Linked DNA regions of Homo sapiens: region 2 is linked to region 1. A link is a contact called in ENCODE Hi-C or POLR2A ChIA-PET data. All regions are on one chromosome and are shown on one strand. Each heading gives the region's core, a stretch centred on a gene start or an enhancer-like site at or near the end of the contact. The rest is flanking DNA. Distances are from core to core; before and after follow the strand shown.

The links. Hi-C counts contacts between places; a loop is a spot of excess contacts on that map. ChIA-PET counts read pairs that join two places held with the same protein, here RNA polymerase II (POLR2A). Pooled maps may share reads with other maps.
Region 2: a loop to region 1 is called in a map of spleen, with 4 times the contacts of the local background. The contact joins two enhancer-like sites. A Hi-C loop is called at or near these places in 4 of 168 maps with a recorded cell type or tissue (GM12878, IMR-90, dorsolateral prefrontal cortex and 1 more) and 2 of 50 pooled maps. POLR2A ChIA-PET finds 5 or more read pairs at or near these places in 2 of 52 experiments (MCF 10A and Panc1).

Annotation. Positions count from the first base shown.
Region 1 is chr11:35,906,721-35,910,060 of GRCh38, forward strand. No RefSeq gene overlaps it. Among named protein-coding and RNA genes, the nearest start is that of LDLRAD3, 36 kb to the right of the region's middle. Within about 2 kb of position 1,496, at least 8 of the 41 ENCODE cell types and tissues checked have a DNase peak (open chromatin) inside an H3K27ac peak, as active enhancers do.
Region 2 is chr11:35,967,967-35,971,306 of GRCh38, forward strand. The region is part of intron 1 of LDLRAD3 (low density lipoprotein receptor class A domain containing 3); the gene reads left to right. It also overlaps the pseudogene WEE2P1. Among named protein-coding and RNA genes, the nearest start is that of LDLRAD3, 26 kb to the left of the region's middle. Within about 2 kb of position 1,710, at least 2 of the 41 ENCODE cell types and tissues checked have a DNase peak (open chromatin) inside an H3K27ac peak, as active enhancers do.

The DNA.
Region 1 (3,340 bases), core at 246-2,745:
CACTTCTTTTATCAAATAACAAGAATCCCAGAAGTAAAGTAGTCCAAGGTGGGTTAACCCAGTGACTCAAATGATGTCATCAAGGACCCAAGTTCTTTCTATCTTTCAGTTCTTCCATTCTCATGCTAAGTCCCCTCATGGGCCTAAGGTGGCTGCCACAGTCCCGCGCATCACAGCCAGATCTAAAAGTATCTAAAAGAAGAAGGAGTGTTCCTATGAGTTTCTTTTCATCACTGAGAATAAAAAAATCTTTGCAAAAGGCCTATCAGCAGACTGTCTATCGAGTTTTAGTGGCTAGAATTGTATCACATGCTTATGTCTAAGCCACTAACTAGACAGCAAATAGGATCACAATGCACCTATTAGACTAATTTACATCTAAACACAGGGATGGGGGTTATCTATGACTGATAAGATGATGGAGCAGACACCCAAGTAAATGTGTGGTACGGTCAACTTAGAAGAAAAGAGAATAGGCTGTTAGGTAGGCAAGCATCTGTGTCTGCTATAATTGACATGAAAGGTAAAATAAGTTTGGTCTAATTGAATTTTTTGGCTTAACTATGGTATGTATATATTTAAAAAAACCTTCTTACTTTCATTTTTTAATAGGCAGAATGTTGTTCTGCTGCCCAGACTGGGGTTCAGTAGTGTGATAATAGCTCACTGCAACCTTGAACTCCTTCAAGAGATCCTCCTGCCTCAGCCTCCTGAGTAGCTGGGACTTCAGGCATGCACCACCATGCCTGGCTAATTTGTTTTTATTTTTATTTTTGTAGAACGGGGTCTCATTATGTTGCCCAGGCTGGTCTCAAACTCCTGGGCTCAAGTGATCCTCCCACCTCAGCCTCCCAAAGTGTTGCAATTACAAGTGTGAGCCACCATGCTAAGCCAAAACCCTTTTAGATTCTGGCTCTGGCTGTTAAAAATTATTCTATATTAGTTCACTTCCCCCCTACTACTTAAACTGGAATGACACCTTTGGTGTGTCTATACCTAATGACACTCACCTTTCCCCACCCTTTGAAACTCCTCTTTTATTTCCATCCTCAGGATCTTAGGAGTAAGCCTCCTTCACCTGTGTTTGTGCAATGCTGTCTTCCTAGCCACAGATGATTGGAGCTGAGGTGTACAGCGGAACTTAGCTAAACCAATCAGCTTCTTTCTCTGAGAATTTCAAATTGGGGGAAACTCTGGTTGCATCAGTCTCTTCATGCGCTTGGATCTATAACATAACCTCTAGAATTGTGGGGCAGCAATTTTTCTGCCATTTGGGACAAGAAGCAAAAACTAGTGTAAGGGAAAGTAAAAATGAAAAAGATATACAGTGAGTAGTTTCTACAAGTTTTGGCTCCATAAGGCACTTTGAACTACCCCTTCACCACACACAGGCACGTGTACACACACACCTCAAAATGCATATGCAAGCCAGCTTGAGGCAGCTTATGTTACTTGCAACCAAACAGTCCTAACCAAAAAGGAACACAGTGTCCCTTTTCAGAGATGATTGAGGATCTTGCAGAATGCTAGGGTCATCCTGAAGAACTGCCAGTTCTCATTTCCTTTGTGCATAGAAAACTGAAGACAATGAGTCATACCTGTCATAAATTCACCCCAGACCTTGCTACAGACGTTGCCTTTGTTTGATTTAAATCTTCACTATTGGTTTGGTTTCTAATACTTTTTACTCTTTTTTCTAAAAGTATTCAACAAAACACTCAACAGTAACAACAACAAATAACTGTGTATTATGTGAATGGGAGGTGTTATGTTGTGTCTTGGAGAGGCAGGGAATGGGACTAATATCTATTGAGTTCCAACAATTTGCTTTGCATGTATTGTTTACTTTTATCCTTATCACACACTACCTACTAGTAATAACAAAACGAGGCCATGCCTGGTGGCTCATGCCTGTAATCCCAGCGCTTTGGGAGGCCGAGGTGGGTGGATCACTTGAGATCAGGAGTTTGAGACCAGCCTGGCCAACATGGTGAAACCCGGTCTCTACAAAAAATAAAAAATTAGCTGGGCGTGGTGGTGGGAACCTATAATCCTAGCTTCTTGGGAGGCTGTGGCAGGAGAATCACTTGAACCCGGGAGGTGGAGGTTCCAGTAAGCCGAGATCGTGCCACTGCACTCCAGCCTGGGAAACATAGTGTGACTCCATCTCAAAAAAAAATATGTGTGTATATGTGTGTGTGTGTGTGTGTGTGTGTGTGTGTATTTATAACAAAACCATTTTACTAGTGTGGAAGCTGAGTCTCAGAGAAGTACATTGATTTTGTTAAAGTCACACAGCTAGAAAGCCATGGAAGATTTTAAGCCCAGGCTCCAGAGAATCAAAGTTGATGATGTTTTCACTATTCCACGTTGTTAAACAGAAAAAAAAAAAGTGCTTTGATTAACCATCCTGTTAGGTAGACTCTGATTAACTGACATCTGACTCTGGCTATTTTTATTCTCACAATATAGGATATTCTCTACCATCAGGGAGAGAAACAGAGACAGGGAGAATGACCTTGTAGCACCAGATCTATTACGGATATTTCTGCATTTTTAAAATTTCTAAATTAAGCACTGCTACCTCTGGTAAAAACAGAGGATAACATTTTTTAACATGTGGAACAAACAAACGCCAGGGAAGATTAAATGAGGGGCACAAGATCCTTAGAGACAGAAGCACTTTGTAGCCATCCCTTCTCGCTGTCTTAGTAGGTGTACATTCTCAAGCTGTTGATTTTTCTTGACTAATTAAAGATGATTGGAGTTTTAGAGTTTGGCTTTATTTTTGTTTTTCTCCATCTTTCACATATCCCAACTCACACACTGTCTGCTGCTGCCAATTAGCAAGAACGTGGGAGAAGAGTTAGTCCTGGCTATAACCAGGCTGGATACAAACCTGTCACAATGAGATTAGGGATATTCAGGCAAAAGCATTTACCTTAATGTGTTTCGTTCCTAGCAAAACAATCATGCAAATGTTTTAAGTCAAACTTTCCAAAACAGACACAGTCATGCAAAGCTGTCCATGTGAAACAGGTTGCCAGTCAGAACCACCATTTTTATCTTCCACTGCTGTTCTGTAGGCCAGTTAACTCTTCTCTACCCATAGAATGTCTTCTTTGTTTTTAGATGTTTAAAAAAACCACCCAGTTGAATTGTTACATTACAAAAAAAGGTTACACTTTTGTTTTTAATACATTCCAACATTACAGGAATGAAATGCAGAAATGGAAATTTGGATTTGAGTTTTTCATACTGTCAGTAGCCCTTCCTGTAAACCTTGCCAATATCAAGAAGGTCTTAAAAAGTGTAAACTACAGGAAAACTGCAATTAGTC
Region 2 (3,340 bases), core at 460-2,959, 61 kb after region 1:
TTTCATATAGTGCTTTATTGCATAAACACTTCTATCCAGGCTTTTAATGCACTTGTAGACTGTACCAAATTCACCAACCCCAATTTTTTCTACCTCCGAGCATTCTTTTTTATAGTAGGAAGCCATGTTGGTTTCTCATAGAACACATGTCTCAGCAGGCAGCCCTTGTTCTTCCTTGCCTTCCTCTGGACCAGCTTCCTCAAGATCATCTCGAATTTTCCTCTTGACACTGGATTGAAGGAATAATTTTCTATAGGACTTTGGGGTGAAGGGATTAGTATTGACCAGAGCCAGTGAGGTCATCTCATCCTTGGGAGGAGTGGATGTGAGCATCAAATGCTTAGAGCCTCTGGAAGGAGGCTTTGCTGTTGGAGAAATAACGTCTGGCTCAGCGGGCTTTTGGGAGTAGAGGGGCTGGCACCATGTGGCTGCTTGTTCCTGTTGCCTGGTTGGCCTGGTGTCTCAGGATATTTGAGAAGGTGTGACACTGGAGTCCTCAAAATCTGATCTGGATCTTCTTTTTCTTTTTCCCGAGGTGTGTTGAGTTCATGCACGTTACTGAGAGGAGTCCTGGGCAATGTAAGCATTGCCTCTGAATTCTGCACTTCACTCTTCTCTGGGATCTGGCTCTGGGCCTCCCTGCTTCCCTGTGCTTTCTTTTGCCCTACATTCTGAGTCTCTTCTTCCAAACAGGAAAAGCTTAATTTCTCAGTTTTAATGTTTTAATTTAATTTATGTTTAATGCCTCAGTTTTTTGTTAATATTTCTGTCATCCATCTCAGCCAAAGAGCTTTACAACATAGGCAAGATCTATTGCAAGAGAACACCGTGATTCTGCAGAAAGAGGAGAAAATTATTTAACCTGGCAGGTTTCACAACTCTAGCCTGCCTTTCCCTCTACCAGCTAACATCTAGCTGTTTCAGATGGTTAAATTCCTCACGTGTGGCCTCATCATTTGGTAACTGGCAGATGGGACTCTGTCGTCTACAGATCTGTTTACGAACAGCCCTTTCCTAAGTGCATATGGTGTGCGTACCAAGTCCCCGGCTCAGAGTCACGATTTTATACACAGGTTCCAGCCGTGGAATCCACATGCCTCAGACTGGGGGGCACTTCCCCCTCAGGACACCGAAGCTCAGAGAGAGGAAAGAAATCCCTAATATTCCAGATGCAGCCAGGATTTCAACCCAGGCCTCTGTCTTCTCGGTCGAGGTCCTTCTCACTTCATGTCCATGGAGGCTTCTCTGCTCACGCTGGTGTGAACCCCAAGGGGCTTCCCCTGAAAACTCATAATAGAATCTTTGAACAGCTGCCCAAGAACAGATTTCAGATTTTCAGCCATTTTCCTCTTTTAATGGAAGCTCTGACTGGCTAGTTGGTTAATGGGTCCCAGGTTCTCCCAAGCCACTTAACTTCCTAATTTTCAAGCATTATCCATGGAGAAAATCCACTCTGCAGAAGCTTATGACTTAATGAGCTCAGTCAAAGTCAATCTGAAGTTGCAGGCAGCAGCTTTGATCATTGTGATAGGCGTTTTGGTTTCCACCGAGCAGAGAATGGGAAAAAGCTTTGCCCATGATTTATTAATCACTTCCTTGGCTGAGCTTTCTTGCCTGGCTCTCCTGGGAAGCACCAGTGTTGAGGTTGCTCAGGGTTCAGCCTCAGCATGGGCTTTAGGTGTCCATAGGCCCCGTGTTGCCTTGTTTCTGGAAGGCTTTGCTGAGCTGGAATGCAGCCAGATGTTGGAACCAGAGGTGCACACCTTGAGTAAACTCCTCTCTGCTTTCAAGCAGCCCTTGAGGCCCCTTATTGGCAGAACCAGCTCCTCCAGGGAGGAGGCATGTGGGGCCCACGTGCATGCGTGGAGTTTTTTTCAGAGACCCACTGATAAAATATTTACTTCAGTGACATGGTACCAAGTCCTGCTTTGTTTATTTTAAAAGTCTTAATACAGCATTAGCCATGAGGATACCGGCTTATTTGCTTTTGGTTTCTTGCTTGTGGTTTTTGTTTTTATGAGGAGCAAAGAAGCTAGGCCTGATCTTCTGGGAAAGTAGCCTGCTGTATGTTAGCCACACACTGGAAGAGGAAAACTGTTCTGTGTGGAGTGCTTACTGTGTGCTCCGGGTACTGTCCTTAGTGCTTTTAGGTCATTATTTAATCCTCTCACAATCATTCAAGTAGGTGTCACAGGTTAAATTGTGTCCCCTGAAAAGGTACACTGAAGCCCTAAAACCTGGTACTTGTGAATGCAAACCAATTTGCAAATGGGGTCTTGACATATGTAATTCGTTAAGACACAGTTCTGTTGGACTGGAGTGGGCCCTAATTCCCATGACTGGTGTCTTTGTAATAAGAGGGGGTACACAGACACTCACAGAGGGAAGATGGCCTTGTGAAGACAGAGGCAGACACTGGAGCATGTAGGTGCAGGGCAAGGAATGCCAAGGATTGCCAGCAACCTCCAGAAGCCAGGCAAGGAAGGATTCTGCCCTGGAGTTTTCAGAGGAAGCATGGCCCTGCCGACACCTTGAACTTCTAGCCTCTAGAATTGTGAAAGAACATATTTTTGTTGTTTTAAGCCACTCAGTTCGTGGCAATTAATTACAGCAGCCCTTGGAATTAGTATAGTTAGAACTACTTAGAAGAATATTAACCCCATTTTATAGATGAGTACATCAAGGCTGAGAGGTGTTAAGCATCTTGCCCCAGGTCACTCAGTTCATAAGTGGAGACAGACAAATCAGGTCTTGCATAATGCCGCTGCCAAGTCCATGCATTCATTTTCATGATGGAGCCAGCAAGGTGGTAACTTTCTAATGCTGGGTATCTAGGACATCTTAATGAGCAGTTTAGTCTCAAAGGGAGATTGCCCAGTTGCAGTTTAGATCTGCTTCTAATCCTGGATTTGGCCAGAAGATTCCTTGATTGACTCTGGGGGAACCTTTACCTTTATAGAGAGGATACAGGCCTGGTATTTTCTGTCCAGGGGATCTAAGCATGGGGTGGAGTATGCCATCTCTCCCTGGTGCTCAGCCAGGCCTGTGGGTCATCAAGGACCCAGCCCATTCTGCAGAGAGTTTAGACAGCTTGCCCAAAGTCTATCTGTAGTTGGAAGAAGCATGACTGGAAGGGAGATAATGAAAGGGTGCCATTTCTTCCTGATCTCTCTAATTCTGCCTGTACCCTTACCCCCATCTGAACTCCCACCCCTGCCTACACTACCCTTCCATCTGGGAGAGAGAATAGTAGGCAGGGGTCATGTTTTGGAAAGGATATTATTTCAAGGGCGTTGGGACCCCAGTGAAAGATTTTATTGAGGGGAGTGACATGACCTGT